Regions from separate parts of the Homo sapiens genome. Here region 2 is linked to region 1. A link is a loop called in an ENCODE intact Hi-C map of the cell type or tissue named here. Cell type or tissue: heart left ventricle. All regions are shown on one strand. Each heading gives the region's core, and the rest is flanking DNA. Links, peaks and the distances in the headings are about the cores only. Region 1 holds the start of DNAAF2 (dynein axonemal assembly factor 2). Region 2 holds the start of POLE2 (DNA polymerase epsilon 2, accessory subunit).

Evidence for each region. Peaks named below come from ENCODE experiments on the same cell type or tissue, not always from the same donor. Only the 100,000 strongest peaks of a DNase experiment are listed, where the experiment ranks them.
Region 2: a loop joins it to region 1, with 3 times the contacts of the local background. A loop is called at or near these places in 62 of 110 quality-filtered maps.

Annotation. Positions count from the first base shown.
Region 1 is chr14:49,630,702-49,638,701 of GRCh38, forward strand. DNAAF2 (dynein axonemal assembly factor 2) reads right to left here and starts at 4,543. Exons shown (of 3, transcript NM_018139.3): 1 at 2,586-4,543. The coding sequence starts at 4,448. RefSeq lists enhancers at 947-1,056, 1,906-2,666, 2,485-2,694, 2,765-2,824, 3,375-3,614 and 1 more and silencers at 3,105-3,374, 3,645-3,884, 4,115-4,164. In heart left ventricle, for the core only: CTCF peaks have their summits at 3,654 (motif pointing right) and 3,863; DNase peaks (open chromatin) are centred at 3,300, 3,690 and 4,220; H3K4me3 peaks cover 4,671 bases; H3K27ac peaks cover 3,401 bases.
Region 2 is chr14:49,683,146-49,693,027 of GRCh38, forward strand. It overlaps POLE2 (DNA polymerase epsilon 2, accessory subunit), which reads right to left and starts at 5,069. Exons shown (of 19, transcript NM_002692.4): 1 at 4,991-5,069; 2 at 448-548. The coding sequence starts at 5,058. It also overlaps the pseudogene RNU6ATAC30P. RefSeq lists enhancers at 4,306-5,067, 5,068-5,827 and a silencer at 5,132-5,181. In heart left ventricle, for the core only: a CTCF peak has its summit at 5,156; a DNase peak (open chromatin) is centred at 5,116; H3K4me3 peaks cover 2,213 bases; H3K27ac peaks cover 1,175 bases.

The sequences.
Region 1 (8,000 bases), core at 1-8,000:
TAAACTCTCTACACACACACACACACACACAAACTCTCTACACACACACACACACTTTTTTTTTTTTTGAGAAAGAGTCTCACTCTGTCACCAGGCTGGAGTACAACTGCGTGATCTCAGCTCACTGCAACCTCCACCTCCCGGGTTCAAGCAATTCTCCTGCCTCAGCCTCCCAAGTAGCTGGGACTGCAGGCGTGCACCACCACGCCCAGCTAATTTTTGTATTTTTAGTAGAGACAGGGTTTCACCTTGTTGGCCAGGATGGTCTCAATCTCCTGACCTCGTGATCTGCCTGCTTCAGTCTCCCAAAGTTCCGGGGCTACAGGTGTGAGCCACCACGCCTGGCTACGTATTTTTCTTCCATTAAACAGTATTTAAAATCGTGAAAACCTACCAAACAAAAGTGAACCTTGGGAATAGAAAAATTTTACATTTAGAGTAACTGGCTTTGCTATTATTTGAAGATCCAGAATAACACAGTGTTACAGAAACATCCCCATCGAAAGCATTTCTAAGGTTCATGCCTCTGGGAAAAGACATCATCTTTGACTCCTTGCAAATAATACACCAAATATTTTAATTTTTAGTTATCCGAAGGAATATATAGTGGACATGGTTATGATTAAAATACAGAAGATTTGCAGCCGGGCGCGGTGGCTCATGCCTGTAATCCCAGCACTTTGGGAGGCCGAGGCGGGTGGATCACGAGGTCAGGAGATCAAGACCATCCTGGCTAACACGGTGAAACCCCATCTCTATTAAAAATACAAAAAATTAGCCTGGCGTGGTGGCAGGTGCCTGTAGGCCCAGCTACTCGGGAGGCTGAGGCAGGAGAATGGCGTGAACCCGGGAGGTGGAGCTTGCAGTGAGTGAGCCGCCCCACTGCACTCCAGTCTGGGCGACGGTGCAAGACTCCATCTCAAAAAACAACCAGAAGATTTGCATAAACTTGCCTTCTCAGTCTAATGACTGATTAAATGACTAATGAACTGAAAAAGTTACTGACCTCAGAGGCTCTGAAGATTTAGGAAAATTGTCAGTAAACACTGAAAACTTCAATACATATATTTAGTATTTATTTGTAAAGTTCTGACCTTGAAAGCCACATAACAGTCTCTTTATGATTATTTTCATGTAATGCATATAATATTATCATTATATATGTTCCACTACTCATGATTTTTTTCCAAAAATTTAACACTGAGAGCCTGGTCCAGTACAAAGTAAAGCAAAAGAGTTACATGCTGTTGTTCCATCAGCTTTAGAAAAATGTGATGATTAGTGAAGTAATTACAAATCTATTTCAGGCTTCAAAGATATAAAATACAGTTGCCCTAATCCCATTTTCGTCGTTTATTTTCTAAAATGTTAGCATACTTGAAAATCGGATTAAAATGTATTATTGAATATTTTCTTAATTGCTTGTCTACAAAGTTTTCTTCCCACATTGTGGGTTATTTTCATATTTACTAAAACTGTTACAGGAAAACAACTGCCCTTTCCTAAATGTCCCACTTCTGATGACAAAAACAGATACTCAGTTTCATATTTTATATTCTAACAAACTACCTTAGCTAGCCCAGCTATTTATTTTACCACTTTTGGAAGGTTTCCAATTAGCCACTTCTCATAGAGATACCCAACTCAAAAATTACACATGTAACTTCCTAGCAAATTTCTAGAAAAACGAGGGAAAAGTAAAATTTTCTCGTAAGTTAAAGCCCAAAGTCTAATACTTAATTTTTCTTTTTTTTTTTTTTTGATACAGAGTTTCGCTCTTGTTGCCCAGGCTGGAGTGCAGTAGCATGATATCGGCTCACTGCAACCTCCACCTCCTGCGTTCAAGTGATTCTCCTGCCTCAGCCTCCCAAGTAGCTGGGATTACGGGTGCCCGCCACCACGCCCAGCTAATTTTTGTATTTTTAATAGTGACGGGGTTTCGCCATGTTGGTCAGGCTGGTCTCAAAGTCCTGACCTCAGAAGATCCACCCGCCTTGGCCCCCCCAAAGTGCTGGGATTACAAGCGTGAGCCACCGCACCCAGCCAACTAATACTTAATTTTTAATATATAATCCGTGCAGCTAGTGTTGTTTCTCAACACTTAACTCTTGTTTATGTTAAAAGAGCTAAAAAAATTACATGTAACATTAACAAAAACCACCAATTGTCCATTTATGAGTTTAAAGAGTCTTCAGAACTTCAAATTTTAAGTTGTTTTTTTTTTTGTTTTTTGTTTTTGAGACGGAGTCTCCCTCTGTCGCCCAGGCTAGAGTGCAGTGGCGCGATCTTGGCTCACTGCAAGCTTCGCCTCCCGGGTTCAAGCGATTCTCCTGCCTCAGCCTCCCGAGCAGCTAGGACTACAGGCGCCCGCTACCATGCCCGGCTAATTTTTGCATTTTTAGTAGAGACGGGATTTCACCGTATTGGCCAGGCTGGTCTAGAACTCCTGACCTCGTGATCCGCCCGCCTCGGCCTCCCAAAATGCTGGGATTACAGGCGTGAGCCACCGCGCCCGGCCGGTAATAGCAAATTTTTAAAGTGAGATGGGATATTTCAAATATGAGGACTCTGGAAAGAACTGTTACCTCCAAAGAATCGTTGTTTACACCATAATACCACTCTCTCCAATGTCCATGGCTCTCTGGAGATTTTGCCAGTTCTATCACTGCATTGTTTGAAGAAATGCTAATCACAGGTTCTGTGGTACTCAATTTATTCTCTGGAGCAAATTGCAAAAAGAAGGAATAAACTAAGTCTTGTGCGGAGAAGCGTAATTTGTACCAGAGGGGATTCAAATCTCCTTGAAGACTTTGCGGCTGGATCCGAGGCACCTGAATGAGCAGAGTCAAGGTTTCTTTGTCCTGATTACACAGTAACGGAGGACACAAAGGCTCCCCGCTCTTGGTCCCGGGACCACCCATGGCGCAGGCTGAGCGCTGGCCGCCCGTGCCCTCCGACTCCTCGCGTGTTTCCACACTGCTATCTCCGCGCGCACTCTCTCTTCCCGCAGAAGAACCCCACGCCAGGCTCCGGGAGGACAAACAAGGGGAGCCTCCGCCACCAGGTGAGTTTTCTCCTCCAGGAGATGGCTCCTCCACGCTGCCCGGCGGTGACCCCGCGTGCCTGCTCAAGTCCTGCTCCCCCGGCTTGGGGACACGCTCCTCTCCAGCTGCGGCCGGCGGAGGCGCCACCTCCGGGTCGCCCAGGGTGGTGACCCCGGAGCCCGCAGCCCCAGCCACGCAGGTATCGTGGCCTCCGTCCTCCGCGCGACTCCTCGCGGGTCCCGCCTCCCCCTCGCGAGCGGAAGCGCAGGCCTGGCCGTCAGTTCCGGACCGGTCCGCGGACTCTTCCGGCGCGGCGGCGGCGACGGCGACAGCGGGCTCCCGGCGCGCGGCCGGCAGCACCACTGGCAGCGTAACCACCAGCTGCCGCCGGGCCTTGTTGAATTGTGCCTTGCCGCGGCCATCGTCCACTGGGTACGGGAGCGAGAGCCGCAGCCGGTAGTCAGGTTTCCTCGAGTCGAGGCACAGCAGCTTTCTCGTTACCTCCAGCGCCGCCTGCTCGGCCGAGCGCAACAGCGGCAGTTCGATGGTGATCACCAGCTCATGGGGCACGGGGCTCGGGGCTGAGTCCCTGGAGCAGCGGTAATCCTGGAGGTCCACGTGGTGGCGCTGCACCACGCTGTAGCGAGGCTCGGTGGGGGCGGGCTGCAAGGCCGCTTCCGGAGGGGAGGGCGCCCGGGGCCCGGGGGCTGCCGGGTACTGGTAAGGGTAGGGGAAGTCCGGGAGAGGACCCTTCGGCTCCCCGTCAGGCCTTGCGGGGATGACCCCGGGCAGGGGCGTGCGCAGCACCGCAGCCTCTGGGGTCCCCTTATACTTGGCCTTCAGGGTCTTGGCATTCCTGCGGTCCAGCTTCACGCCGAACTGCTTCTCGACGGCCTCCAGGGCCGTGGCGTCCAGCATCTGGCGGAAGCCCTCGTGCCGCCGGGCCAGCGCAAGCGCGTCTGGATGGAAGACCACGTCGTAGACCATGTAGCGGCTGCTGCTGCGCCCCGCGTACTCGCGGCCGGGCGCCAGGCTGTAGGGCAGGGACCAGTGGCTGCCAGGAGCTGCGCCCCGGTCGCCACCGGAGCCGGGCCGGCTGCTGGGCGCGCCCACCAACGCGTTGCTGCAGACATTCACAAAGCAGCGCCGCGCCCCGTCCAGGCTGGTGCGCAGCACATGGCCGGGCTCCGGGTGCACGAACCGCACTTCCACCCCGCGCTCACGCTCTAGCGCGGTGATCTCCGCCTCGTAGCGCCGCCGGTTCTCCGGGTCGGTGAGCTCCTCGGCGTACTGGGAGAACATTCGCCGGAACTCCGGGTCCTGGAAGGCGGAGGTGAGCCGCTGGACCTCCTCTCCGCTCAGGTCCAAGTCCTCCAGCGACGAGGAGGCCGCCGCTTTGGCCATACTGTCCTGTGGCTCCTCGCCCTCGGGCCAAAGGCGATCAGTCTGACACTGGGTTGGGGGATCCGCCTCAGAGTTTCTGGGCAGCGTACAGTGACGCGGTGGAGGTCGGTAACGGCTGGAAAATTGAGCCTTGAGCAGCGCGTGCTTGTTGTCATAGTTACACCACTAACATTCGGGAGGAGGGGTAGAGATCATGGTGGAATAGGCCGGGCGCGGTGGCTCAGGCCTGTAATCCCAGCACTTTGGGAAGCCTAGGCGGGCGGATCACGAGGTCAGGAGATCGAGACCATCCTGGCTAACACGGTGAAACCCCGTCTCTACTAAAAATACAAAAAATTAGCCGGGCATGGTGGCGGGTGCCTGTAGTCCCAGCTACTCGGAAGGCTGAGGCAGTAGAATGGGGTGAAACCCAGGAGGCAGAGCTCTTGCGGTGAGCCAAGATCGCGCCACTGCACTCCGGCCTGGGCGACAGAGCAAGTCTCTCAAGGAAATCATGGTGGAATAGTGGAAATGCCAGAAATAGCCCTCTTAGATTCTTCAAACCAACCCACCACCGTACTTTGTTTTGTTTTGTTTTGTTTTTCTTTTTTTGAGACAGAGTCTCGCTCTGTCACCCAGGCTGGAGTGCAGTGGCGCAGTTTCGGCTCACTGCAAGCTCCACCTCCCAGGTTCACGCCACTCTCCTGCCTCAGCCTCCCGAGCAGCTGGGACTACAGGCGCCTGCCACTACGCCCAGCTAATGTTTTGTATTTTTACTAGAGACAGGGTTTCACCGTGTTAGCCAGGATGGTCTCGATCTCCTGACTTCGTGATCCGCCCGCCTCGGCCTCCCAGAGTGCTGGGATTATAGGATTACAGGCATGAGCCACCACACCAGGTCCAAAACCTTTTTTTTTTTTTTTTTTTTTTTGAGGCTGTCTCACTCTGTCACCCAGGCTGGAGTGCAGTGGTGCAGTCTTGGCTCACTGCAACCTCCGCCTCCCGGGTTCAGGCAATTCTCCCTGCCTCAGCCTCCCAGGTAGCTGGGATTACAGTGACTCACCACCACGTCCGGCTAAGTTTTGTATTTTTAGTAGGGATGGGATTTCACCATGTTGGCCAGGCTGGTCTCCCACTCTTGACCTCATGTGATCTGCCCACCTCAGCCTCCCAAAGTGCTGGGATTACAGGCATGAGCCACCGCGCCCGGCCTAAAACCTTTCTAATGTGCATATTTTTTTGACCCAAATGCCCTTAGAGTATTTGACACAATACTCTTAGAACATTCTCAAGGTGACATCATTTATGATTCTAAAGGTTTGAGAAGAATCTACAAATTCAACAATGGAACTGATTGAGCAGGTTTTGGTAGAGCCACGCAACAGAGTTTTGTGCAACCATTCAAAATGATCATATGGAAGTATATTTATTTACTGGAGTAATTATTTATTCATTGGTAATTGGTCAATTCAGTGATCATTTTTCTATTCTCAGCAACATTTAACACAGTTGATGTTGGCATTACCTCAGTGACAAGACACTTTCCAGATTTCTCTTCTGTCTCATCACTCTCATAGTTTTGCTCTGTAGGTATCTACTTCTTTTCAACTTCTACATGGAAATGCCCCAAAACTGGGACCCAATCTCTTACCCATCTATACTCTCCTTCAGAAATATATTTACACTCACAAATACTTGTCTTAGACTCAGATTTTACACTCCTATATCCAGCTGCACGTTTGAGGTGTCCATTTGAGTGATTAATGCATAAGCTACTCAGGCTTGAAATGACCAAGATCAGAACTCCTGAATCCTCTTTTCCCAAACCACTGCCTTATCTTATGGTCTCTTGGAAGCATTCAAAGCAGTTGACTGCCCCTTCGAAACACATTTTTCTCATGTTTTGCAGAACTCCAAGCTCTCCCATTTTCCTCCTTTATGCTCCTGCCAGTTCTGCAAATGTGGGAGTTGCCCAAGGCTTTGTTCATCAGCCCTCTTACCTAATCACATTTCTTCCAAGATGTCTTATCCAAGCCCATAGTTTTAAATGCCATCTGTGTTCAAATTAGTCCTTTCAACAGATATTTATTGTGTGCTTATTGCACTTATTATATAGGTAATTAACAAAGATGTGAAGCAGTTGCATTGCTTTTTTTTTTGAGACAGAGTCTTGCTCTGTCGCCTAGACTGGGGTGCTTTGGCGCGATCTTGGCTCACTGCAACCTCCGCCTCCTGGGTTCAAACAATTCTCCTGCCTCAGCCTCCCAAGTAGCTGGGATTGCAGGCACCTACCACTGCGCCCAGCTAATTTTTGTATTTTTTAGTAGAGATGGGATTTCACCATGTTGGTCAGGCTGGTCTCCAACTCCTGAGCTCAGGTGATCCGCCCACCTCGGCTTCCCAAAGTGCTGGGATTACAGGCACAAGCCACCATGCCCAGCCAGCAATTGCACTTTCATATCCTGGGAGTATATATTGGAACACTGTTAACATAAGGCTTACGACAATGAAATTCTCCCAGATACACATTCAACAGAAACACATATCCCCACCAAAACACATGTACTACAATGTGTGTATTCATAGCGGCACTATTTCATAGTTGACAAATTCTGGAAGCAACCCAAATTCTCATTCATAGTAGAATGGATAAATGTAAATATCCACCCACACAATGCACTACTCAACAGTATAGATGAGTATCATTAACATAATGGTGCTTGAAAGAAACCAGATGTAAAATAATACATATGACTCTGTCATATAATAGACAAAACATGGCAAAATAAATCTGTTAAGCCAAGCTAGTGATGGCCATGTTGGGAGAGCTTCTGGGTGAGGGTCTGTTAATCTTGGTTACATTGGGTGTGCAATTTGTGAAATTCATTGTGCTGTACGCTGACAGTAGATTTTATGTATCTTATACTTTTAGAGTTAAAAAATGTACTTTTTTTTTTTTGAGACAGAGTCTCCCTTTGTTATCTAGGCTGCAGTGCAGTGGCACAATCTCAGCTCATTGCAACCTCCGCCTCCCAGGTTCAAGCAGTTCTCCTGCCTCAACCTCCCGAGTAGCTGGGATTACAGATGCCCACCACCACGCCCGGCTAATTTTTCTATTTTTAGTAGAGACGGGGTTTCGCCACGTTGGCCAGGCTGCTGTCAAACTCCTGACCTCAGGTGATCCACCCTCCTCGGCCTCCCAAAGTGCTGGGATTACAGGAATGAGCCACCTTGCCTAGCCTAAAAAAAAGAAAAAAAAAAAAAAAAAAAAAACTTTGCCCTCGTGGATCTCATCTGGGGTGAGACTAGTGACTCCAAAATGGTATCTCCAGTTCTACCTGACCACTGAGCTCCAAGAGACTCACATGCCACTGCCCCGCAGTTATCCACCTGGATGTTTGATGGGCATCTCACATTAACAATTCTACGTAGAAATCTTGATTTTTATATCTAACTTGTTCTGTCCCCAGTTGCACTAAATAATACCGCCTACCCAGCTACTTAAACCTAAAACATAAGCTGATTCCTCTTTCCCTCACCCTGCTGCCATTCAGTTACATAGTCCTGTTGTCT
Region 2 (9,882 bases), core at 1,566-9,565, 54 kb after region 1:
AATCCTAGCACTTTGGGAGGCCGAGGCAGGTGGACTGCGTGAGCCCAGGAGTTTGAGACCAGGCTGAGCAACACAGTGAAACCCCATCTCTACTAAAATACAAAAAATTAGCCTGACATGGAGGTGTGTGCCTGTAATCCCACCTACTCGTGAGGCTGAGACAAGAAAATTGCTTGAACCCGGGAGGTGGGGGTTGCAGTGAGCCAAGATAGCGCCATTGCACTCCAGCCTGGGCAACAGAGCGAGACTCCATCCCAAAAAAGAAAGAAAAAAAAATTAAAATAAACTAAAGGTATTACCCCTTGGGAAGAAATGCTACCATGCATACATCTTATAACACTGGGACATCTTAATAGTGAAGCCTCAACTTCAATTTAAATCTATACATCTAACTGAAGATGCAGAACTATATTAACAATTTAGGAGTTATCAGAAAATATTACTTACAGGGTTGCTTCTCAACTGCATTAATTATCTTTTCCAGTTTATCTTCAAGCTCTAATTCACTGATAGACTGAAGAGCTTCTGTGAGGTACTTAATAGCTTCACTAAGAAAAGGAAAGGAAAAATGAGGCAGGTCATTAGTAATTAAAGGCTAAAAGTTTTCTGCCAAAAAGCAGCAAATACTCATCAATCTGGCACTGAAAGGAAGAACCACTAACTGCTCTCTTCAAGTAGCACTTTATCTTTCCTGTGCTTTCTGAACAAAATCATCCTCCTATGCCTTGCTAACATAAAGCCTCAAATCACATCCTTCCTCTAAGAAGGCTTCCTAGACCAGCTCTACCTGCTGCAATCTCCCCTTTCTTCTGAAATTGTTAAAAATCACATTTACATATACCTTAGATCTGATATATTACATTAGCCTTTTATTACTTACTACCCTACATTTAAGGCAAGAGTCCATCTGTTTCAATGTCAAGCACCATATCCTGAACATAAGACACTCATATATTTAATTTGATAATGCACTTGTTCAAAGTAAATTCCAATAATCACTGTTTTCAATTGTAAAATAAGAAAAAAAATAGGCTTGGCTGTGCGCGGTGGCTCACGCCTGTAATCCCAGCATTTTGGGAGGCCGAGGCGGGCGGATCATGAGGTCAGGAGATCAAGACCATTCTGGCTAACACACGATGAAACCCCGTCTCTACTAAAAACACAAAAAATTTAGCCGGGCATGGTGGCGGGCGCCTGTAGTCCCAGATACTCGGGAGACTGAGGCAGGAGAATGGCGTGAACCCGGGAGGCAGAGCTTGCAGTAAGCCGAGATCGCGCCACTGCACTCCAGCCTGGGCGAGAGAGCGAGACTCCGTCTCAAAAAAAAAAAAGGCTTTAAAAAACTATGACATTTGAATATAATCATAGAAGCAACACTCATTAAAATCACATGAATTTGTGTTATACGAAAGGAGAGGTTGGCACTCCACTTGACAAAGATGGAAGAGGCCCTCGGGCCTGACAATACACATATGGTAAGGCACTGCCACCTGCTTCATGGAGTCTGACCATCATTAAAAAAAAAAAAAAAAAAAAAAAATCATGGCTGGGCACGCGGTGGCTCACGCCTGTAATCCCAGCACTTTGGGAGGCCAAGACGGGCAGATCACGAGGTCAGGAGATCGAAACCATCCTGGCTACCACGGTGAAACACCATCTCTACTAAAAATACAAAAACAAAATTAGCCAGGCATGGTGGCGGGCGCCGGTAGTCCCAGCTACTTGGGAGGCTGAGGAGGGAGAACGGAGTGAACCTGAGAGGCGGAGCTTGCAGTGAGCGGAGATCGGGCCACTACACTCCAGCCTGGGCAACAGAGAAACTCCATCTCAAAAAAAATAAATAAATAAAATAAAATCACATTAATTCCTTACCTAAATCCCAACAATGATCAGAATGAACATGATTAACTAGTTACATGCCACTACATGCCATTCTGTATTTGTAGCACACTTTATACCTCACATCAATATTATTGCTGATTACAATATTAAACAATTAGCTAATTACATGCCATTCTGTATTTGTAGCACACAATTTAACATTTCACATATTATTGTTATAGCCATAACACTAATTGTTCTATATATTGGGTTGCTTTATTAGTTGTTTTGTGTGTAGGTGTTGCATCTCTCAAATTTATTATAGATAACTGAGAACTGAATTATAGATAACTTTAAAACTGTAACTTAGAACTCTGTGCCATCCTTCCACAGAGTTCTAAATACACTTGAAGGTGGTCCATAAATATTTGACCACTGAGTCCCTAAAATCATATACATTTTGGTTGCATCTTGGGACAGTTCTTAGCATAGACCAAAGCCTGTAAAGCCATACAGAATCTTGCCCCTGCCAAATCCCATTAAGCTCATACCATGTCCCTGGCCTTCCTGGCACTCTCCTGCTTTAGGGTCTTTATATGGCCATTTCCTCCCACTCTTCTCTCCACCTAGTCAGGTCCTGTTCTTTCTTTTTTTTCTTTCTTTCTTTTTTGAGATGGAGTCTCGCTCTCTTACCCAGGCTGAAGTGCAGTGGCGTAATCTTGGCTCACTGCAACCTTCACCTCCCGGGTTCAAGCGATTCTCTTGCCTCAGCCTCCTGAGTAGCTGGGGTTACAGGTGCACATCACCACGTCTGGCTGGTTGGTTTTTTTTTTTGTATTTTTAGTAGAGACAGGGTTTCATCATGTTGGTCAGGCCGGTCTCGAATTCCTGACCTCGTGATCCGCCCACCTCAGCCTCCCAAAGTGCTGGGATTACAGGCGTGAGCCACTGCGCCCAGCCAAGTCCTGCTCATTCTTTAAGTCAGCCCAAACCACTTCTGCAGTGAAGTTCTTCCTTGACTCTAGGGCAGTTTATACACCTTATCATAAACTCTCATAGCCCTTCTTTCCTGGAATCCCTTTCACAATTGAGATTAAATAGCTGTAAAATAGTCATTTAATATCCATGGTAGACAGACTTCTAAGATGGCCCCTAATAATCCATTACTCCTGGTAGTTACACCTATGTAATCCCCTGCCCTTAAGTGTGGGCTGGACCTAGTAACTTGTTTCTAAAAATAGAATATAGCAAAAGGGATAGAATAACTTACTGTATTATAATTTTGAAAGTAAAATTTAAAAGTAAAAAAAATTTAAAAATAACAAGATGTCACCTCCTTGATTAGGTTGCCTCAGAGTTACTAGAAGACTCTCTCTCTTGATGAAGCCATGTTGGGGGCACACATGGCAAGGGACTGAGGATAGCCTCCAGCCAACAGCCTGCCAGGCAATCAGGAACTGAATCCTGCCAACAACTGAATGAGCTTGAAGCGAATGCTGTCTGGACAACATTTGAGATGATCCATCTTGACTGCAACCTTGTGAAAAGACCCTGAAGTTGAGGACCCAACTAAGCCACACCTGAATTCCTAACCCACAGAAAATTTGAGATAATGTGTACTGTTTTAGCCTTTAAATTGTGGGGTAATTTGTCACGCAGCAATAGAATACATTATCTGCCCCCTACAAAGCTCTTGCTCTCTATTGCACCCCCTTACCCCAGCACGGTGCTTTGCAGCTAACAGATTTAAGTATACTTATGACTGAAATAATTAATGAACAAAAGCTTAATATTAGGTCAAATTCTAAGCGAAAAGAAAGTTAATTCATCAGTTCCTCATGCTTTCAAAATGTCAAGGACCAATTGAACAAAATTCATTATTTTCTCCCAAGGCATCTCCCAAAGCACAGTTAAAAGTCCCATAAAACTCACAAAACCAACCAAAAATCTACACACACAAAAGCAATAAAAACTGATACAGAGAGGTATATCCAATCCAGCAGGTATTTCAATATGTATAAAATATTGTGTTCTAGGTCAGGCGCAGTGGTTCACGCCTGTAATTCCAGCATTCTGGGAGGCCACGGCGCGAGGACTACTTGAGCCCAGGAGTTCAAGACCAGCCTGGGCAACATAGCCAGACCCCGTCTCTAAAAAACATACAACAACAAAAAATCAGCCAGGTATGGTGGCCCATGCCTGCAGTCCCAGCTACTTCAGCCCAGGAGGTTGAGGCTGCAGTAAGTCAAGTTCGCATCACTGCCCTCCAGCTTGGGCGAGAGTGAGACCATGACTCAAAAAAAAAAAAATACATATATATATATACACACACACCACACACACACACACACACACACACACACACACACACGTACATATAGAACTCTAAAACACGGAGCAGATTTAATGAGAGAAATCTTGGGAAGGTTCATATGTTCTATAGGTCCTCAAAAACACGGATATGCCCAGGAAACCTGACTTTCACATAAATTGGCAACTGCAGACGTGCAAGTGGGCTTTCTCGGGTCTCTCATCTTATGTCTCAGCAACCTTCCCGGGAGCCTGAGAGCTGTCCAGGTCACAATGTTGATAACCGGCTGCCATAGATAGGTTGCAGCTTCTCGGGCTCAGTTTGACATGTGCAGAAGAGCCTCGGCCCGCCTAGAAGAAACATTAAACTCCTCGCATGGGTCGGGGAAACCAAAGAAGGCACGGCAGCCTCAAGATCCACCTCGCTTCTTAGAACTTTTTTTTAATGGAGTCTCTCTCTGTCGCCAGGATGGAGTAGAGTGGCACGATATCGGCTCACCGCAACCTCCTCCTCCCGGGTTCAAGCGATTCTCCTGCCTCAGCCTCCCAACTAACTGGGACTACAAGCGCGCGCCACCACGCCCAGCTAATTTTTGTATTTTTAGTAGAGACGGGGCTTCACCATGTTGGCCAGGATGGTCTCGATCTCCTGACCTCGTGATCCGCCCGCCTCGACCTCCCAAAGTGCTGGGATTACAAGCGTGAGCCACCGCGCCCGACCGCTTCTTAGAACTCTGAAATTTAAGGTCAAGCCCCCTCTCGGCGCGCGGGGAGCCGCCGCGGTGCGTCCCGCTGCCGCACCAGGCAGACGGGCCCCAGCTCTTCCCTCTCGCCCTTCAAGCTGCCCGAGCCCACTCACCCACGGAGCAGCAAGCCCCGCAACTTGAAGGCGGAGAGCGCCCGGCTCCGCAGCCGCTCCGGCGCCATATTTGCGATTTGGCGCCACCGCCGCAGCTCCGCCCCTTCCCGGGCGCGCCCCTCCCAGCTCCGGCCTCGGCCCTGGCCCGCGTGGCGCTAAACCCTGTTAAGATCCCTGCTTGGTCTCCGCTGCCTGCGCCGCAGCAACTCAGACCTTACAGTTCGCAACCCCGGACCGAGTAGGCTGAAAGTGGAGACCACCTCGCGCTCCTTTGCTGCCGGGAAACTGAGGGCCAGAGCGTCTTCCCTGGTGTCGGGCTGCGTTGAGCCAGCCACAGCGCTCTCACCGCTGCCCTAGACATTGCAGGACTGCGGCCGAGCTTCCCGGACACAGGATCCCCCTTCTTTCGAGGCCATGAGAGCTGTTGGGTTCCCTACTTCGCACAAGCTCTGGAAATACTGTGCCTCGACATTTACCGGAAGCTGTTATAAATCTCCATCGCTCCCACCTACCCCGATTTTTATTTAACTTGAGGGCTTCGTATGCGCCATGCACTGTCATAAGCACTTTAAATGTGTGAATTCATGTGTTGCTCATGACAGCCCAGTGAGCTGTCTACTGTCTTTTCCACAACAGCCTCATTTTACAGATGAGAAAACTGAGACACAAAAATGGTAAAGGACTTGCTCAAGATGAAACGACGAGTTAAATGGTGTAGTCAGGATTTGAACTCAGTTATTCTGATTTCAGGTGGACTGTCAATCTGCCACACTTCAAAACGCTTGCTCCAATGAGTTGACTAACCCGTGGAGTGCTTATAAGTAAACACGCGGCTTATAAAACAGGAGGATGATTTCACAGTACCAATATAAAGTGACCTCCAACGTATACGGGTTTTTTTCTTTTTTAAAAAAAAGCGAAGTTTAATGAAGGAAGGGAAACAAAAGTATATGTATTTGTTTTTGCATTTTAAAAACCTCTGGGCCCGGGCGCGGTGGCTCACATCTGTAATCCCAGAACTTTGGGAGGCCGATGCTGGCAGATCACTTGAGGCCAAGAGTTCGAGAACAGCCGGGCCAACATGGTGAAACCCCGTCTCTACCAAAAAAAAAAAAAAAAAAAAAAAATTAGCCAGGCGTGGTGGCGCGCGCCTGTAATCCCAGCTCCTGGGGAGGTTGAGGCAGGAGAATCTCTTGAGCCTCGGAGGCGGAGGGTGCAGTGAGCCGAGATCGTGCCACCACTCCAGCCTGGGCAACAAAGCAAGGCTCTGTCTCAAAAACAAAAAAAGCCGGGCGCAGTGGTTCACGCCTGTAATCCCAGCACTTTGGGAGGCCGAGGTGGGCGGATCATCTGAGGTCAGGAGTTCGAGACCAGCCTGACCAACATGGAGAAACCCCGTCTCTACAAAAATACAAAAAAATTAGCCAGGCATGGTGGCGCATGCCTGTAATCCCAGCTACTCGGGAGGCTGAGGCAGGAGAATTGTCTGAACCCGGGAGACAGAGGTTGCGGTGAGCCGAGATGGGGCCATTACACTCCAGCCTAGGCAACAAGAGTGAGACTCTGTCTCAAAACAACAGCAACAACAACAACAAAACAACTCTGGAAGGTTAAATCAGAGACCACAAAAATGGTTAACTACAAAGGGGTGAGGGGATAGGGATGAAAGTGAAAACTTTCTTTACAGTGAGACTTTTAATCCATGTGCATGTTTTACATATTCAAAAAATAGAAAATAAAAAGGTGAGCTTAAAATTGAATGCATACTAAAACTAATACACCTAATTGTATATTAAATTGGTAACATAACATCACAAGTGATTTTTGAACACAGTTCTCTTTATTTAGTGAAATATTTTTCAAAGACAAAAAGTACAAAGAAATTTTTAATTTTTATGTAAGAAAGGATAGGAAATACGAATAGAAAGACATATAGTTAATTCTCATTACTGTACCTGTGATAGTTAGATTTTATAAGTAGCCACCAACAAATAATTATTGAATACTAAACCATTCCTACTAGGGGAAGTACAGAATTAGGTTCCTGTGAGCCTCTGGTGACAATGTTTTCATCAACTGATCAACATATAACCTTGTTTTGTTTTTTTTTTTTTTTTTTTTTTGAGACGGAGTTTCGCTCTGTCGCCCAGGCTGGAGTGCAGTGGCGCGATCTCGACTCACTGCAAGCTCCGCCTCCCGGGTTCACGCCATTCTCCTGCCTCAGCCTCCCGTGTAGCTGGGACTACAGGCGCGCGCCACCATGCCCGGCTAATTTTTGTATTTTTAGTAGAGACGGGGTTTCACCGTGTTAGCCAGGATGGTCTCGATCTCCTGACCTCGTGATCCCCCCGTCTCGGCCTCCCAAAGTGCTGGGATTACAGGCGTGAGCCACCGCGCCCGGCCTATAACCTTGTTTTATGTGTGTTTTTATGTAAAGACATCTTTACATTGTGATTCGTTAACACTGAACTCAGGGCCAAGAGCCCTATAACTCATAGCTGAAGGAAGCTTATTTATCACATGTATTTTCTCCATAAGGCACTCCCACTCTCAAATAATTCAACAAAATGAAAAAGACAGACACACACATACCAACAAACATAAAGCTAGTATGGTAGTATTAATAATTATTAACCTGGAGTGGAAGATACACAGGTACTCTTTGAACTATTTTTTCAACTTTTTTTGGTTTGCTACTTTTTATATTAAGAAATTGGAGAGAAAATAATCAATTCCAGTTGCCCAGCTTTCTCTCACAATCTGACCTCACAATTCCCCTTTTCCCATAAATGTTCCCAATCATAATTCTCTTTCTCTAATAAATTTTCAACTTCTTCTATGGCTCCTTCACCTGGCCAGCTCATAAAGTCCCAATACTTAAATGAACAATTATATGCTGATGACTCCAAAATCCCTATCTCTAGCCCTTAGCTCTCTTAGACTTCAAATCCAACTCAATATGCCTCCAAATGAACTCACCATTAGCCCTGCCCTCCCCCAAACCTGTTCCTCCTCCCATGTTCAATAACCTAGCGAAGGGCTCCACCCACCTCCCACCCAGTGACCAAGCTGGTAAACTAGGCATATCCTTGACTCTTCCCTCTCACGAATGAAAGTTCCTTGAACAACTTCCGTTCATCATTCAGTTCTTAACTTAGACTTTACTTTCTCTCAGGAACCTTCCCTGTCTTCCCTCAATCTGAGTTAAAGGGCCTCTGTACACCCAAGGTGCCCTGGACTTTTGCTATTTTCACACTTACTGCACGGTATGGTAATTGTCTGTTTGCTGGTCTATAGACTCCACCAGACTCTACAGTCCAGGAGGACAAATGCTCCATTTCAAAAATACAATACCAATATTACTAGTAACAATAAAGTGATGGAGTGAGAATTATGATTGACATATAGTTTACACTAAGTAAAATGCACATATCTGTATGCAGTTCAATGCATTTTGATAAATGTATACACCCATGTAACCACCACCTCAATCAAGATACAGAACATTTTAATCACTCCAGAACACTTCCTGTACTCCTTTCCATCAGTCCCCTCCCCCTCCCTACTCCCAAATGACCACTTTTCTGCTTTCTATTATCATAGATCACTTTTGTCTATCTTGAATTTCTTCCTTCCTTCCTCCCTTCCTCCCTCCCTCCCTTCTTCCTTCCCTCCCTTCCTCCTTTTTCTTTCTTTCTCTCTCCCTTTCCCTCTCTCTCTCTTTCTCTCTTTCTTTCTAAGGAACCTTGCTCTGTCGCCCAGACCGGAGTGCAGTGGCGCGATCTCGGTTCACTGCAACCTCCACCTCCCGGGTTAAAGCGATTCTCTTGCCTTTGTAGCTGGGATTACAGGCATGCGCCACCACGCCCGGCTAATTTTTGTATTTTTAGTAGAGACGGGATTGCCCAGGTTGGCCAGGCTGGTCTCAAACTCCTGAGCTCAAGTGATCCGCCTACCTCATCCTCCCAAAGTGCTTAGATGAGAGGCGTGAGCCACTGCAATCCAGTTACATTTGTAAAGTTAAATATGCATTTATCCTCTGACCCAGCAATTCCACATCTAGAACTCTACTCCAAAGATAGGCTTGTACAAATACAAAATAACATATGCATAACGTTTCATCGCAGCATTATTTATGATAGCCAAAAAAACCTGGAAATAACCGATATGTCCATCAATAAGAATCTGTTTGAATAAGCTATGACACATCCAATCGGTGGAGTGCTATGAAGCTATGAAAAGGACTGAGGAGACTGCTTGCTGTATCCTGATATGGATCGTCAAGTGAAAAGAGAAAGTTAAGGAACACTGTATATACTTCCTTTTGTGTAAGAAAAGGAGCAGATACTCTGTTTATTTGTATAGTCAAAAATAAACAATAGAAAGTATCATTAAAGTGCACCAGACTTAAGTGCCTTCTAATGTGATGCAATATGAAGTATTTTCCAAAAAAAAATCTGAACTAGAATCTAATAAAGCTTTTAGATACAGCTTCCAGCCTAAAAGAAGTATGGGGAAAGGATGCACAAGTTAATGAGAAAAGACACTGAGGAACCAAACCCAGAAGGTGGTACGGCTGTAGGAAAATAAGAAAACTAATCCATATAACAAACAAATGGCACAAGAGAGAAGGGAGAGAAGCTATTCTAGAGTAAAACAGACGTAAAGTCTTAAGAGGCGTTAACAACGAATTACGGTGCTGAACAAACCAACTATAGAAAAGACATTTTGAGATAATCAAGGAATCTGACTACAGACTGACTACTAAATGAGGCTGTACTGCCAAAACACAATTCCAAGAGAGAAGGAATCTGCGCGTGGAAAGCCCAGGCCCCTTGCCCACTGCGAGGAGCCAGAACGTCCCTCCACAGCCGCGCCGCCCCTGGCTCGAC